Linked DNA regions of Homo sapiens: region 1 is linked to region 2. The links are chromatin loops, found by intact Hi-C in ENCODE. Cell type or tissue: heart right ventricle. All regions are shown on one strand. Links, peaks and the distances in the headings refer to the core of each region. The heading gives the core; the rest is flanking DNA.

Evidence for each region. A loop is a pair of places that touch in the nucleus more often than their neighbours do. Peaks named below come from ENCODE experiments on the same cell type or tissue, not always from the same donor. Only the 100,000 strongest peaks of a DNase experiment are listed, where the experiment ranks them.
Region 1: a loop joins it to region 2, with 5 times the contacts of the local background. A loop is called at or near these places in 4 of 110 quality-filtered maps.

Annotation. Positions count from the first base shown.
Region 1 is chr1:42,507,694-42,516,460 of GRCh38, forward strand. All of the region lies in intron 6 of CCDC30 (coiled-coil domain containing 30), which reads left to right. Among named protein-coding and RNA genes, the nearest start is that of CCDC30, 49 kb to the left of the region's middle. In heart right ventricle, for the core only: a CTCF peak has its summit at 4,085 (motif pointing right); no DNase peak of the experiment used is centred there.
Region 2 is chr1:42,743,146-42,751,912 of GRCh38, forward strand. It overlaps P3H1 (prolyl 3-hydroxylase 1), which reads right to left. Exons shown (of 15, transcript NM_022356.4): 11 at 7,041-7,191; 12 at 5,055-5,172; 13 at 4,578-4,653; 14 at 4,127-4,267; 15 at 3,229-3,707. The coding sequence ends at 3,552. Among named protein-coding and RNA genes, the nearest start is that of CLDN19, 7.3 kb to the left of the region's middle. RefSeq lists a silencer at 2,039-2,239 and an enhancer at 7,835-8,499. In heart right ventricle, for the core only: a CTCF peak has its summit at 4,173 (motif pointing left); a DNase peak (open chromatin) is centred at 4,163.

The sequences.
Region 1 (8,767 bases), core at 204-8,203, 240 kb before region 2:
ATTATGTACTAGGCACAGAGAAAATCACTTACTTTTTCCAGCATAGTTAGGGGGTTGTTAATTTTGTATGTCCCCAGCCCTTACCAAATTGTGAAGCAGGTGGTTTACAACCTTGAAACCTTTAGCAAACCTAGTATTTGACTTACATGATTTAGATCACCTGTTTATATTGATAACACTTGTATTTTACCAATAATCTTGAAGACTTTTTTATTTCTTAAAAATTAAAGTCACATTAACTAAGAAGCATTACAGCTTTTATCTTTCCTTTAAAATATTTAAGCATTTATTTTTCTCTAAGACAATTAATTAGAGCTCTTTTTATAGATATTACACACAACACATATATAGCTACCCAGACAGAAGATTTAGCACTTGTAAAATTTTTCATTTGCTAGTTTCTTAATTGGATTACTGGCTTCAGGGTGGAGACCTTGGAGGAACACGACTAGGAAAGCATGCATTTTTATGGCTGAATAAGCTGGCACAGCTGAAGGCAAAGACAGATCCTCAAAATAAAGGGTGCCATTTTATAGTGGATCCTGGATTCCCAAAAGGAGGGAAATACTATGGGGAGAAGACAGTGTAGTGCTTCTACCACGCATCTCATTGCAAGGCAACCCAAAGGCAATCAGCCCATTTTGTAATCAGCCCACTCCCCATGGGAGCCTTATCCCTTAATTTGGGGTGGGGATGTTTCCAAATCTTCCGGGTAGCCAACAGCATGCTTCTCTGATCCAGATGTGCAAAGAAGTAAGTATCCCTCCATAACTTCTATTAGCCATCCCTTAAGGTATATTTTTTACCTAGTTATTACACAAAGCCCTCTCATAATGCAAAGTAATTTGATAGCCCCAAAACTTAAAACCATCAGATAACACAATGCGAAACAGAACAGCACCTTTGATTTTGAGAGAGATGTAGCTGCTTTTAATTCCTGGGGTTTCATGAGGGAAACAGAGGGTGTGTACGTGTGTGTGTGTATGTGTTTTCCCAAAACAGGGTCTGTGGCACCTCCTCTGTTTTTCCCAAGAAGTCCCAGACTACCAGAAGTTATCTTAGGGCCTCTTATGTGTGCATTAAGAGTGGCAAGACAAAAAAAATGGAGAAAAATAGTTCAGTTGACTGAAGAAAAAAGCCCTTTTTCAAAAAAACAGGCTCCAAGAAGAGAAAAGCATAAAGGTTTTTAAAATATACCCTTGCTTGGATATCCGCTTTTAATCAAACTGAGCACTCTTTAAGAAAATCCTTTTAAGTCCCTTGTTACTTGACTTTAGCCACACCTAGCAGTTAAGTTTTTCAGCTTTTGAACTTTACAAAAAGTAACCTCACAGGTGAAACCAACCAGCCTAAATTAGGTTATGACTTAGCTGCGAGTGTATGAGGTATTTTCAAAGGGGTGGTAAGCAGCTTTTGAAACCTTCATTGCAAAACTGTGACTGAGACAGTGAAAGAGTTTTGACCCAACCAACTCCATCTTGCTTCCAGCCCCAAAGCTGCCCTTCCCCATCCCTAGACATAGGCTGAACCAACTCTGGAAGGAGTGTGATTTACAGTTTATAGTCTAAAACAAAGATGATAACCATCCCTCTTTCCTGGGGAGCAGACCAAGAAACTAGTCACAAGATTAGAAACCATTGCTTGGGAGCCATGCAGCTGGAGGCTACAAGATTTTGACTCTCTCTAAACTGCTCTCAAGGTCAGTGCTTAAGATATTTTGCAAACCCCGCCCTTGATAGATCAACTAGCACCACCCAGATCGATAAAATGGCTTATCTGAGTTTGAGACCCCCACCCAGGAACTGACTTAGCACAGAAGACAGTCACCATTTTACAATGGTGGGGACTAAAACAAAGTATTGCCATGTGGTTACAGGTCATGTTCCGAAGGACATAAAACAAGAAGAGGCCTGTAGCAAAGTTTGTTACTGAACACTTTGTTGAGCTGGCTTGATCAACAGGCTTATGAGGTCCTGGGCCTGTATCCTAACCTAAGGTACCCTTTCTTTTAACAGAATCATGCAGAAAGACACACAATGCACACTAGACTGGCTGCAACTTAAGACCAACCTCACAAATCCTCTTTCATTAATTAAAACTTAACAGAGAATATAAACAGTGATTCTTATTATTCATTTTACCAGTTTGCACAGAGAGAGAGAAGCCAAAAGCCCACTGGTTAAAAAAAAAACCGTAAAACTTTTACCCTTTTGCCAGTATGTCAAGCTTCTGGGTTCCCTTCCTCCAAGCTCAACTCTAAGCAAAGCATTTTAAGGTTTGGGGAAATTAACTTTTCCCAGTTTGGAGGAACATTATAAACCATGAAAAAAGGAAGGAAAAATACCATAGAAAAGTCTCGGGGTTTGTGTTGTAGAATTGGAGGAGCTGACAATGTAGATGGTGGGCAGGAAGAACCAGGGCATCTGGAAGTTGCATTTGAGGGTTTCAATTAGGGTTGTCAATAAGTACTGCCTCTCTTCCAATTGGGAATGATGATTCCCCTGTTTCTTTACTCTCTCTATTTTCTCTTTTCCTTTTGACCTACCATAGGAGACAGATTGCTCATCTCCAAATTTCTCTGCTGTCTGCGGAGCTGCCTGGTTTTCAACCTTGGTTAGGGTTTGGCTTAGGAATAGCATAATATCCCTTTGTGAGAGGTTAAACACTTGAGTTAAATTTTGGAGGCCAGGTGTGGTGGCTCATGCCTGTAATCCCAGCACTTTGGGGGGCCAAGGTGGGCAGATCACGAGGTCAGGAGATCAAGACCATCCTTGCCAATATGGTGAAAACCCGTCTTTACTAAAAATACAATAATTAGCTGGATGTGGTGGCACACGCCTGTGGTCCCAGCTACTTGGGAGGCTGAGGCAGGAGAATCACTTGAACCTGGGAAGTGGAGGTTGCAGTGAGGTGAGATCGCGCCACTGCACTCCAGCCTGGGTGAGAGAGCAAGACTCCGTTTCAAAAAAAAAAAAAAATGTGGAAAGCTTCTATATACTTATCAGCATCGTCAGAAAATTGGCCTAAGTCTCCCTTTATTTGCCTAAGGTCCTGCAATGAGAAGGGAACTTGAGGGGGGCCCCAAATAAGGGGGATCCTCAGATGGTTTCCCTGGAAGTTGCTTCTCTAATTTGGGGGAATCATTCTCTGTAGGTCGCCTGATATGACTGCTATAAGGGCTGGGTTGATTGTGCAACTCTTGTGAAGATCTAGTAAAAAGGCCATGCTCTTGTGTAAAAGAAAATGAGCCACTTTTTCTTCAAAGTCTCAGGGTCAAAGGAGTCCTTGTGCTTCAGAAAGCACTACAGAGAGGTGCAAGCTGAAGATGGTCTGTTACCCATTTAGAAAGAGAAGCGAGAAAAAGGCGTCCCTTTAATCCTATTCCTTTCAGTGTGACCCAGGGTGGAGGGGAAGACAGTGAGGGCATCCCCCTTACTGTTTTCCCTCCTTGGTTCCTGGGTCCCAGCACCTTGTTAAATGTGCCACTCATGGTTGCGGGCATGACCCCCAGTTGTGGAACCAGAGGAACTAAGCAACTGGGATTAGTCACGATTACCCATGTGACTCTAGTCCTCCACTTGTGATTTCCCTTTGACTTCCTAGACTTATGTGATCTGCATCCTCCCTCAAAGATGGATCTCAGGAAATACTATGTAATAGTTGCATTTGGACAAGGCCCCTTTAATGGAGAAAGGGTACTAGATTGAACTCTATATCCTACTATCATGGCCCATGCTAAAGCGTTTCCCCTTAGAGAATGGTTCCAGTTAACTTCTGGACCTAAAATTCCCTTACTATTTAAGTACTGTTCTAATTGGAGGTAGAATAGGTGCCTTAAAAGAACGTAGGGACCAAATGGCATTTTTCCTGCCGATGGGACAGTGTCAAGACTAAAATTTGGTGCCAGAGGCCATTTGTGGCCAATTAGGACTCCTAATTGTCAAAAGCAGAGTTTTCCCATTTACAGAAGGGGCATAGAGCCTGATTTTTAGTATATTGGTGCAAAAAGGGAGGAGAATTGGGAGGAGAATTTGGCAAAGGGACGACATTGTGCCTCATGGAGAGGATTTTTATTCCTCTAGGTGGCGCTATTGACCTTGAAATGCCATGTGCTCTCCAGACTAAGGGCAGAGAGTGACCTGTCTGAGACCAGCTTGGTCGTGGAGACCCTAACCCAGCAGTGCTAGAGGAATTAAAGACACACACAGAAATATAGAGTGTGAAGTGGGAAATCAGGTGTCTCACAGCCTTCAGAGCTGACAGCCTTGAACAGAGATTTACCCACATATTTATTGACAGTAAGCCAGTGATAAACATTGTTTCTATAGATTGTAGATTAACTAAAAGTATTCCTTACGGGAAACAAAGGGATGGGCCGAAATAAAGGGATGGGCTCTGGCTAGTTATCTGCAGCATGAACATGTCCTCAAGGCACAGATCGCTCATGCTATTGTTTGTGGTTTAAGAACACCTTAAGTGGTTTTCCACCCTGGGTGGGCCAGGTGTTCCTTGCCCTCATTCTGGTAAACCGACAACCTTCCAGTGTGGGCGTCAAGGGCATCATGAGCATGTCACAGTGCTGCTCAAAGAGATTTTGTTTATGGCCAGTTTTGGGGCCAGTTTATGGCCAGATTTGGGGGCCCATTCCCAACAGACCTGGAAATGCCATATGCTTTCCTGACCAAGGGCAGAGAGTGACCTGGAAATGCCATGTGCTCTCCAGACTAAGGGCAGGGAGTGACCTCACTGTGGCGGGTGGGGGGAGACCCTCTGATCCTAGAAAATCACAACAGCATTCCCCTGAGTTATATCCTTTGTTACTATAGAATTTCCTGATCTTGCCTAACAGGATCACTTCCCTGAGCTGTAAAACTTCCCGCATATTGCACATAGAGAGAGGATAGGAGACATGGCAACCATGGATAGAAAAGAAGGAAATTTTGCAACAGGATAGCTGGAGATCCTTTTTGCCAACACCCAGTCAAGCAGTCAGAGGCTGGGATTAGTCCAGAAGCCTTTGGATAATAGCAGGTTGTTGCCCTGACCAGAAATCCTCAGTTGTTTCAGGACCTCACTCAGCCCCATGCGGTGGCTAGGCCCAACATGAAAAGTAACTCATTCAAACATGGCCAACATGCCCAGCAACCCGTGGTTTCTGGGGGATTCTCCATGTTCTCCTCAGTACACCTCACCCCTGTGTCTTGTAAGGCTGGCAGCCACGCTAACCGTGTTTTTAAATGGTTGATGGGAGCCCAGTATTTTTTATTTAGTTTGATTTGATTCTAAAATGGAGGCCAAGAACCTCAAAATTAAAGGACAGATTTGAGATTTGCTCCCATTCTTACCACTCTGATGGTTATACCTTCTGTTCCTGTTCTGATCCTGGACAAGCCACCAAGGGAAGTAGCATCATTGTCTGGGGAAATATCCAGGGTTCATTGTCTCATGCCAAGAAGATTAAGGACATGGACATACATGGGTGGGTTAAGGAGGGGAAAGTTTAATAGGCAGAAGAAAGGAGAGAGGAGAGCAGCTCTCTCTTGTGAGAGAGAGGGGCATCTGAAAGGGAAAAGCTGACCTGCAGCAGACTGCAGCAGATTTTATAGGCAGGATTGAGGAGGCAGTGTCTGATTTATGTAGGGCCAACAGATTGTCCTGACCAGGTATAATATTTACATAGTGTGTGGGGAAGGTTTGTCACCCCACCCTGATCTTAATATGCAAATGGGTTTTCTACTTGGCCAGCGCCATCTTGTCTGCTCCTTACTGTATATGTGGCTGGCAAAGAGAAGGGAAGATGGAGCCGCCATTTTGATCATGCCTAGTCCCAGGTAGCCTTTTCCTATTGGCACAACTGCCGGCATTCACCTGTGCAAGTTTTCAGTTTGCTTGTCTATGTCTGCAGCTCAATTTTACAGACTGCTCTTTGTTAGAAAAGAAAATGATTTTGGGGGTGCTTTTCATGAAAAGTAAAACCTTAATGAGGACTTCCTTACCCTCAAAATCTTCCTAAATAATTTCTTTTTAACTCCTATATCATTAGTGTATTTTATGTCGCTATAAAGGAGTACCCGAGGCTGGTTAATTTATAAAGACGAGGTTTATTTTGGCTTACAGTTCTGCAAGCTGTACAAGAAGCATAATGATGGCATCTGCTTCTGGTGAGGGCCTTAGGAAGCTTACAGTCATGGCTGAAGGCAAAGAAGTAGTAGGTCTGTCTCATGGTGAGAGAGGGGGAAGGGCTTAGCCTCTTTTTAACAACCATATCTCATGTGAACTTATTACTGTGGGGAGGGTACTAAGCCATTCATGAAGGATTCCCCCTCATGATCAAAATGCCTCCCACTAATGCCCCACCTCCAACATTGGAGATCACATTTCAACATGAGATTTGGTGAGGACAAATATCCAAACTATATCAGATATACATCACATTTTGTTTATTTATTCATCAATTGGACATTTGATAGTTTCTACTTTGTGATTATTATGAATAATTCTGTTATGAATGTTCATTTATAAGTTTTTGTATGGACATATGTTTTCATGTCTCTTGGGGATATTCCTAGAAGTGGAATTATTGGGTCATATGCTAACTCTACATTTAACCTTCTGAGGAACTACCAGACTGTTTTCCAATGAAGATGTACTATTTTACATCTCATCAGCAGTGTATGAGGGTTGCAGTTTCTCCATATCTTCTCCAACACTTATCCTTCTTTTTTATTATAACCATCCTAGCTGGTGTGAAGTAGTGTCTCAATGTGGTTTTGATTTATATTTCCTGAATGACTAATGATACTGAGTATCTGCCTTTTCAAGTGCTTGTTAGCCATTTGCATATCTTCTTTGGTGAAAATTTTTTCAAATCCTTTACCAATTTTAATGGAGTTATTTATTCTTTTTGTTGAGTCTCAGGAGCTCTTTATATATTTTGTATATTAGTCTCTTATGTGTTTTGTTTTCGTTTTTGTTTTTGAGATGGAGTCATGCTCTGTCGCCCAGGCTGGAGTGCAATGGCGAGATCTCAGCTCACTGCAACCTCAGCCTACCAGGTTCAAGTGATTCTCCTGCCTCACCCTCCCAAGTAGCTGAGATTATAGGCACCTGCCATCATACCCAGCTAATTTTTGTATTTTTGTATAGATGGGGTTTCACCATGTTGGCCAGGCTGGTCTTGAACTCCTGACCTCAGGTGATCCACACACCTTGGCCTCCCAAAGTGCTGGGATTACAGGCATAAGCCACTGTGCTTGGCCTCTTAGGTGTTGAATTGTGTCCTGTACCCTGAAATATATTGAAGTCCTAACCCCCAGGACCTGTAAATGTGACATTATTTGGAAATAGTACTTTTGAAGAAGTAATCAAATTAAGATGAGTTAATTAGGGTGGGCCTTAATCCAATATGACTGGTACAATTATAACAAGAAGAAATGCCATGTGAAGACAGTCATACACAGAGAGAATGCCATGTGATTACAGAGGCAGAGACTGGAATGATGCAGCTGCAAGCCAAAAAAAAAAAAACAAGAATAAGCAGCCATCATCAGAAGCTAGGAAGAGTCAAGAAATGATGCTACCCAGAGTCTCAAAAGGAATATGGCCCTACTAATACCTTGATTTCAGATTTCTAGCCTTCAAAACTGTGAGATAATACATTTCTATTGTTTTAAGACCCCAGTTTGTGGGATTTTGTTATGGTAACTAGAATGCAACAGTATTAAGAGATGTGGCCTTTGGGAGATGATTTGGCAGAGCCCTCATGAATGGCATTAGCATTTTTGTAAAAGGCCTTGAGGTTGAAATGAGACTGTGTGTGGACACTGTGTTCATTTCTTCTGGAAAATGCAGCAACAAGGTGCCAACTTGGAAGCAGAAAGGTGCCTCACCAGACACCAAACCTACTAGTACCTTAATCTTAAACTTCTCGCCTCTAGAACTCTGATAAATAAACTTCTATTGTTTGTAAATTACCTAGTCTATGGTATTTTGTTATAATAGTCCAAAGGGACTAAGATACTCCCTGCATCCAGCCTCTGGAAACCACCATTTTACTATCTGTCTCTATGATTTTGACTACTCTAGATATTTCATATAAGGGGAATCATGTACTATTTATCTTTTTGTGATTGGCTTATTTAATTTAGAATGATGTCTTCAAGGTTCATCCATGTTATAGCATGTGTCAGAATTTCCTTCTTTTTTAAGGCTGAATCATATTGCATTGAATGTATATACCACATTTTGCTGATCTATTTGTCTGTCAGTGGATACTTGGGTGGCTTCCACATTTTAGCTAGTGTAAATAATGGGTGTACAAATACATATTTGCATCCCTGCTTTAAATTCTTTGGGGTATATAACCAGAAGTGAAATTGTCAGATGATATGGAAATTCTGTGTCTACTTTTTCTTGAGGAACTGTCATACTATTCTCCACAGGAACTATATCACTTTACATTTCCACCAACCGTGTAGAATCATACTAATTTCTCCACATCATTGCCAACATTTGTTGTTGTCTGTTTTTTTCATGGTAGCCATCCTAAGTGTGTGAAGTGGTACTATGGTTTGGATATGGCTTGTCCCTGCCAAAACTCCTTTTCATGTTGAAATTTGATTCCCAGTGTGGTGGTATTGGGAGGTGGTACCGAGTGACAGGTGTTTGGGTCATGGGGAAGATCCCTCATGAATAGATTAAGGCCTTCCTGTGGAGGTGAGTCTTGCTCTTGCAAGATTTAGTTTATGTGAAGAATCTGAATTCCTCG
Region 2 (8,767 bases), core at 189-8,188:
TGCAACAGTGCCTGACCGAGAGCCAGCCTTGCTAGGTATGTGTTGATCATTGACTGATTGGTATGAGGATTCAATGCTTTTGCCTCCCTCCCTGTGAAAAATCGGAGACCTTTCCACCGCCCTCTCTCATTGTCAGTTAGGAGGGTCCGATTCAGTCTTTAGCAATCTAGCACCTTCTCTGCAATCATCATTTGAAATTTTGGAGTTCTTATCACCCTCCCAACTCAGAGTCTGAGATTCCCGGAACTATAAGCTTGGAATGGAGACTACTTGCCTCAGGGCGCACAGCTAGAAAGCAATACAGCCAGCTGTGTGGCCACCCCCAACGATTCTGCCTGCCCAGGCACGGCTAAGCATCCTGATCTGCAATCCCATCATACTCTTGGCATATTTCCATTCACTGCACTTATTGCGTCGTTTACCTCCTTCCTAAGGTCCCTGAGCACCTTGAGACTGTGTTAGCAGACACATTTTTGTGTTCCACCCTCTCGCCCGGGCCCTGCGCCTCTGTGACACATGTGGCTGTCCCATTTACCTGTGCTAACCACACTGAGTACAGCATCTGTCTCTTGATGCCCCTGCTGAGAGCTCTGCTAGATGCCTGGGGCGCCAGAGACCAGCGGCGTCTTCCACATCCAAATCTTCACTGTGTTTGAGGAGTTGCCTTTCATCCCCTCCAACCCTCCCATGGGCTCTCTCCTTTCTTCTCAAGCAGTCATCCTCTCATTGCTCGCGCGCCCTTGCATGTGCGTTACCAAACGCAGACCGAAATCACAGTCGCATCTCAGCCGGGCTGCCATCACCCCATGCTTCCAGGAGGACTCGCCCCACTCTATATACACTTATCTTGGGCCTGCTGCCTTGAAAACATCTGGCCTTTTGTGAGCTCAGTTAAGAGGCTGCTGCCTGTATCTGTTTAGCATAAGTTGAAACTGTAAAGTCATCTGCCTTGATGTGGAAACTTCTGGAAAACCAGAATTAGGCTGATGTAGTCTTCTGTAATGTTGATGTCTACCATGGGCTAAGTGTCGTGCTGGTTGCTTTGTGAGCATTCCCTTGTTCATCCGCTCAACCATCGCGGGAAGGACTGTGATTCCATTCCGCTGGTGAGGAAACACATACAGGTTCCCTAACTTGCTGGAGGTCACACAACTCCACATGGTGGAAGTGGGAGTGTCACCCAGCTCAGTGTGTGGGTAAAGTTCATGCTTTTTGCACTAACGTGGTCCTCTCTGTACGCCGAGTGAGCCACCCAAATAGGATGGCGGGGATCAACCATGATAAAAGGAGGAGTGACTGTCTTGACTGGATCATTCCCACCAGCCAACTAACACGCAGTGCTATCTCCCAGCTCAAAAAATAATCGTTTCCTAAAAAACAATTTTTCTTTTTTAATAGCAATACGGTCTTCCAATGTTGCCAAGGCTGGTCTTGAACTCCTGGGCTTAAGTGATCTCCTGACTTGGCCTCCCAAAGTGTTGGGATTACAAGTGTGTGCCACTGTGCTCAGCCCAATAAACTTTTTAATTGAAATTTTTGTTTTTGTTCTTATTTATTTATTTGAGATGGAGTGTCACTCTTGTTGCCCAGGCTGGAGTGCAATGGCGTGATCTTGGCTCACTGCAACCTCCGCCTCCTGGGTTCAAATGATTATCTCGCCTCAGTCTCCCGAGTAGCTGGGATTACAGGCGCCTGCCACCACACCCAGCTAATTTTTGTATTTTTAGTAGAGACGGGTTTCACCATGTTGGCCAGGCTGGTCTCGACCTCCTGACCTTGGGTGAGCCACCCACCTCAGTCTCCCAAAGTGCTGGGATTACAGGCGTGAGCCACAAAGACCAGCCTTGTTCTTTCTTTGAGACATGGTCTTGCTCTGTCACTCAGGCTGGAGTGCAATGGAGCAGGCTTGACGTCCTGGGCTCATGATCCTCCTACCTCAGCCTCCTTAGTATTGGGACCACAGGTGTGCATCACCATGCCTGGCTTTTCAAGTTTTTTTTAGAGATAGGGTCACCCTATGTTGACCAGGCTGGTCTTAAACTTCTGAACTCAAGTGATCCACTGGCCTTCGCCTCCCAAACTGCTGGGATTACAAGCGGAGCTACTGAGCCTGGCCTAGCTTCTTCTTGATGCCTTTTCTCACACCTCACATCCAATCCATCAGCAATGCCTGTTGGCTCTACTTTAAAAATAGGCCCCCAGACACCCCTGACAATCCACCACTTTCCTTTTTATTTGTTTTTAGAGTTGGGATCTTGCTTTCTTGTGAAGGCTGGAGTGCAGTCGGGCGATCATAGCTCACTGCAGCCTCGAACTTCCAGGCTCAAGCGATCTTCCTGCCTCAGCGTCCAGCTGGGACTACAGGCACGTGACACGTCTCCTGGCTAATGTCACCATACTCTTTCTTGACCAATCTACACCGCCACATTGGCTTCCTTGTTTTTCCTCCACCTTGGACCCTGACTTGTTTTATTTTCTACCTCTAAGGGTTTTACACACACACACACACACACACACACACACACACAATTTACATGTGTTATCTGTTTCTCCTACAAAATACAAGCTGTATGAAGGTGGGGACTTGTTCACTGCCACGTTCCCAGCACCAGGCACTTAGCTGGTGCTCAGTAAATACATATTGATTGATGGAAGAAGTGAACACTCATGTGCAGGTTCCTACACTCAACGCCCTGTGGCATCTCAAGCACAGTAAAAGCTCTGGACCTAGTACCAGGGATGTAGCCAGAGGAGCTGAATCTCCATTTCCAGTGTTTCCTAGAGTGTGTCTTCCTGCACAGGGAGGCCGAGATACAGGACACTGAGGCCAGACGGCAGAGCAGGAAGCATGTGGCTGACATAGGGGTGACGTGCCAGAGCACTGCTGACCGCCGCTCCCTGCCAGAAGAGGATTAACAATAATCCCAACCATTCACCCAGAGCTTTACCGTTTACAAAAGTGTTGTCACATCCGATATTGCATCTGGGCCATACAGCTGCCCCAGAAGGTGAGCAGAGGGAGGACTATGATCCCCATTATACAGATGACAACCCCGAGGTGCTGAAGGTTAAGTGTCTGGCCTGTGGCTGCACAGCAAGTGGTTGAGCCAGGTGCCAAGCCAGGACTTCTCGTCCCACACCTGCCACTGGGTCCTGCCTAGAGCAATTTTTATCAAGTGAGACCTCTGGGACAGAATGGGCAAATTTCCATTGTCTGAACAAACCAAGTAAAAAAAACCATGAATCATTTATTCTTTGGTTGTCTACACAGACACTTAAGTACTGTATCGCTGTCATGCAGCGGCCTGTGGAGGCCCCTGGGGGTGGCTGGGCCTGTGTCCTGAGCCCTCAGCCAGATCCAGGGGGTGCGGTGTCTGGTCATGTCCACTCCAAGAGCAGTAGCACCATGTAGAAGGCTGTGAGCAGGGTCCCCTCGGCTGAGTGGCAGATGTAGGCTCACTGCTCTGCAGCCCCGAGGGGCTGGCCAGCTCAGAGTGCAGAAGAGTTCCTCTCCATGGGTCTAGTCACCCATCCGTCTGACCTGGACGCTGTCATAGCTCATCCTTGGGCTTCGATTCACTGCCTGAGAGAGACTCTTGTGCAGGTTCGGGGGGGCCCTGCTGGGCATCCAGGGGCTGCTCCTGGGAGAGGTCCATCTCTTCTGGGCTGAAGAGCATCTTCACCAGGTCATCTGCCTGCACCCTGTCCTGCAAGGACAAACCCCTGCCCATTCAGAGAGGCCTCCGCTCCAGACACTCGCTATCTCTCAGCTGCTACTTCCCAGGGGACAAGGAAGGTTCCTTAATGGCCCCAGGCTCATCTCCTTCCCAGCAGGTCCTACTCTCTGGAAAAGGACAGCTGAAGTGGGGCCCAAGGAGGGAACCAAGAACTCAGCATCGCTCCCTGTCTTGACCTCTTTCCCCACCTGGATCCCGTTCACAGCAGGCCCAGGGAGGACAAGGCAATGTGACCATAATGACAGGGCGTTGGAGCTGGTGTCCCAAGTGCTCCTTTCGTGTCTCAGCCACTGGCAATGGGATTTGGGGAAGAGAAAGGCAAACCAAGGGCGCTCTGGGAACGGGTCACCACAGCACCAGCTGCTCTCACCCGCTCGAGCTGCTCTCACCCGCTCGCTGTGTCGAGGGTCCAGGGTGAACCACAGGGCGATGGCACAGCGCTGCCCCCTGGTGACAGCCTTCACTCCATGTGGGTTTTCAGTGCCTGAAGAGAATCCCACGGCTCTTCCACACTGAGGCTGCACCTCTGCCTAAGGGGGACAGAAAGGGAGGGGGGTTGCACAGGACAAAGACTGTAATCCACTCTCAGAAGAGACATGGGCTCATTAGGGCTCACGACCGAGGGCAGCTCTTCAGTATGGCTTCCCTAAGACCAGAACTAAAGAGAAAGGGTGACTGGTTAGAGGAGTGATGGACACGTCTCAAAGCCCCTCTGGATGGGGGAAGGGTACCGCCCACTGGGAAGCCCAGTTGGTTATTTTTGTCCACTGCACTTTGGGAACATCAGCTGTAGAAAACAGACTTTTTATCTCCCAGGGACAAGGACAAGGGAGCACTCACCGTCACGGTCTTGGCATCCAGTTCAGTGAAATAAAAGTTTCCGCCATCGAAGTCCCCATTTAGGTAAAGGATGGCGCTGGGAAAGGCAGAGACATCTCATCATGGCCCTTCCCTGCCTCCCTTTCCCCTGAGCCTTCACCTCCAGGTGCTCTCAACCAGCAGCAGGAGGGTGGCTTTGTGTGGGAGGGAAACCTTTAAGAACCTATACTGATGCCGTACAAACTCCACCTTTCCACTCTCCACCCTCGCCTTAGAGTCCCCTGTGCCCACTCACACTACCGTTCTTGTCACACCACGATATGATTCCCTCTTTGCCTATCTTCTTATCCAGCGGGTTTGGGGATAAAGGATTGGACTCTGGGAACAGCTAGCCCCAACCAGTGTGTGTGTGCTAGGGTGGGGTAGTAGAGTGCAGGGCACTGTGGGGCCTCTGAGGAGGGCACAGACCTCCTCACCCTGCACCTGCCCCGCACTCACCTGTAGTCGCGGAAGGTGTAGGCTGGGGGCTCTTTGACACACACGAGGGTCTCGGCATTCAGGATGCAGTTGTCCACGTGGACTGGATGACTATCATCCTTCCTCTCTGCCTGGACCTCTGGGGCCAATGTCACACATGTTAGCAAGGGAGCACCTCGGGAGACGGCATAGCTCTCTTCTTGGCAGGGGAGGTGCTTCCCAAAATGTGTTTGAGTCTACGGAATGCCCAATGAACTAGGGGGGTGTCTTTGGCTAAGCCACAAGCCTAGGGGTCAGGACAAGTCTGCAGGCTTCCTAGGACAGTTCTTGGCAGAAGTGAGCAGGGTGTGGCAAGCAGGAATGAAGGGCTCCAACCAAGGGCAGATCCTGGGCAGAATGGCACAACCCTGGTTTGTAGCTGGACTTTACAAAATACAAAGGCCCAGGGAAGTGAGAATGAGGGATCAGGAGGTGGGACGGACGCAGGGCAGAGTGGGTCAGTCCTCCATCAGGACTGCAGGAGATGGGGCTGAGTGGCAGGAAGTGGGGCAGAGAAGAGCTGGCTAGCAAAGGGAAAGCATGAACTTCAGTGGGGCTCTGGGGTGGGGTGGGTGGAGAAACCATGCAGGGAGAAGGTCACGAAAGGGAACAGACCGGGCTCACTGTCAAATGCCAGGCAGACCACGTCTTTCCCCAACGCAAACCTTTGGCATGCTCTATGTAGGCACCGTCACGTCGTGGTGGGTGCCTCCTTCTCCATTCCCACTTGTCCAGCCAGTCACCAGGTCCTGTCCATCCACCTCCTGCACCTTCCCGGGGCCTCACTTCTCCCTCCTCCCACTGCCACTTCCTGAGTTTAGGGCTTTGCCCTTGTCCACAGAGGTCATTGCTGACCAGCTTCCCTTTTTGGTTTGAAATCTCTCCACACACACAGCAGCAAAATGAATCCTTTAAAAGTCAAGGCCTCACCACGTCCTTCACTGCTTGATGAGGCCTCCCTGGCCTCCTGGCACCTGTGCTTGTGCTCTCCCACCGGGGGCTTGTGACACACCCAGTTGTGTGTCTGACTGGTCCCTTTGGGTGTGCCCAGATTGTGACAGAATTCCAAACATTCTGAGGTAGAGGAAAGCCCTCTGATCTGTGCCACGTACCAATGGCCATCACTGCCAGGGGCCTGCTGGAGGCTCCAGTATGACAGAGCCGGCTCTGGGCCACATAGGATCCTTGCAGCACTAGCTGAACCTCTCCCCTTCTTGGACATGCAAAAGGGAATGTGGGTGGGCGAGGGAATGAGGAATAACCTCCAGGCCACTCTCACTTGTAAATCACGAAGCTCTCTCACAAATTTGGTATTTAACAATTAGTAAAAGAGAATCTGCCACATAGCTATGGTTGAGCTAAAGGATAAAAATTCCCTTGAATGTAGCTCTCCAGGATTTGGCACCTTTCTTAGTTCCCCTGACTACCAGGCTGCACAATGCCTCCACTCCTGTGCAAACACCATCCCACCACCCGGAGTACTCCGTAATCGTATTCATCCTGCAAAACTGCCATTGCTTCCTCTGGGAAGCCTTCTTTTTGTTGTTGTTGTTGTTGTTATTATTTTTGCTTTTAACAAGCCCTTCTGTTGAGGGCTGTCTTTCAACAGATGGCAGCGAGGGAGCTGCTCAGCTATGTATGAAACCCTAACCCGGAGGCAGGTCCTCTATGAATGGTTTAGCACCAGCTTCCCCATTAAAGTGCGTTGTGTGACAAGTGACGGGTGGCCCCCTTTCTGGCTGCACCCCATTTCCCTCTGGGAAGCCTTCTTGATCCCCAGGTAGGTTGACTATAACTTCCTCCATGCTACTGTGGCATGCATCACACTGGGATGCCACCCATGTATTTACATTGGTTCCCCAACTGAAGAAAAGGGACCGCATCCTGTTCTCTCTGTGTCTTCAGCATCCAGCACAGAGCTGAGGTACAGCATGCGGGGGCGGGTGCTGCAGGGGTAATGAGGCCCACCTTCGATGGCAGTGCGGCACACCAGATGAGAGTAGGAAAAGTAGAGGGGCGTATCCAGGCGGAAGTAGGACTCCATGATGCGCCGCACCTTCTCCGTCACGTTGTAGTACAGGTGGGCACTCTGCAGAGGAACTTTGCCTTCTTGCCCCAGCTGCCAAGGAGACAGATGGTCAGCTGCCCTCAACGACTGATATGGTTTGGCTCTGTGTCCCTACCCAAATCTTATCTTGTAGTTCCCATAATTCCCATGTGTTGTGGAAGGGACCTGGTGGGAGATGACTGAATAATGGGGGTGGATCTTTCCCGTGCTGTTCTCATAATACTGAATAAGTCTCACGAGATCTGGTGGCTTTAAAAAAATGGGAGTTTGCGTCCGGGAGGTGAGGGGCGCCTCTGCCCGGCCGCCCCTACTGGGAAGTGAGGAGCCCCTCAGCCCGGCCAGCCACCCCGTCCGGGAGGGAGGCCGGGGGGGGTGGTCGGCCAGCCGCCCCGTCCGGGAGGGAGGTGGGGGGGTCAGCCCCCCGCCCGGCCGGCCGCCCTGTCCGGGAGGTGAGGGGCGCCTCTGCCCGGCCGCCCCTACTGGGAAGTGAGGACCCCTCTGCCCGGCCAGCCGCCCCGTCCGGGAGGGAGGTGGGGGGGTCAGCCCCCTGCCCGGCCAGCCGCCCTATCCAGGAGGTGAGGGGCGCCTCTGCCCGGCTGCCCCTACTGGGAAGTGAGGAGCCCCTCTGCCTGGCCAGCCGCCCCGTCCGGGAGGGTGGTGGGGGGGTCAGCCCCCCGCCCGGCCAGCCGCCCCATCCGGGAGGTGAGGGGCGCTTCTGCCCGGCCGCCCCTACTGGGAAGTGAGGAGCCCCTCTGCCCAGCCACGACCCCGTCTGGGAGGTGTGCCCAGCGGCTCATTGGGGATGGGCCATGATGACGATGGCGGTTTTGTGGAATAGAAAGGCGGGAAGGGTGGGGAAAAAATTGAGAAATCGGATGGTTGCGGGGTCTGTGTGGATAGAAGTAGACATGGGAGACTTTTCATTTTGTTCTGTACTAAGAAAAATTCTTCTGCCTTGGGATCCTGTTGATCTGTGACCTTATCCCCAACCCTGTGCTCTCTGAAACATGTGCTGTGTCCACTCAGGGTTAAATGGATTAAGGGCGGTGCAAGATGTGCTTTGTTAAACAGATGCTTGAAGGCAGCATGCTCGTTAAGAGTCATCACCACTCCCTAATCTTAAGTACCCAGGGACACAAACACTGCGGAAGGCCGCAGGGTCCTCTGCCTAGGAAAACCAGAGACCTTTGTTCACTTGTTTATCTGCTGACCTTCCCTCCACTATTGTCCTGTGACCCTGCCAAATCCCCCTCTGCGAGAAACACCCAAGAATGATCAATAAAAAAAAAATAAATAAATAAATAAATAAATAAATAAAATAATAAAAAATAAAAAATAAAAAAATGGGAGTTTGCCTGCAGAAGTTCTCTCTTTGCCTGCTGCCATCCATGTAAGATGTGACTTGCTCCTCTTTGCCTTCCACCATGATTGTGAGGCTTCCCCAGCCACATGGAACTGTAAGTCCAAGTAAACCTCTTTCTTTTGTAAATTGCCCAGTCTCGGGTACGTCTTTATCAGCAGTGTGAAAACGGACTAACACAACGCCCCTCTTTAGGGGCCAGAGACAATGAGTACCAGGCCCATCCCACGTCCCCACACCCCCACTGAAGCTGCAGCCTCTGCTGCC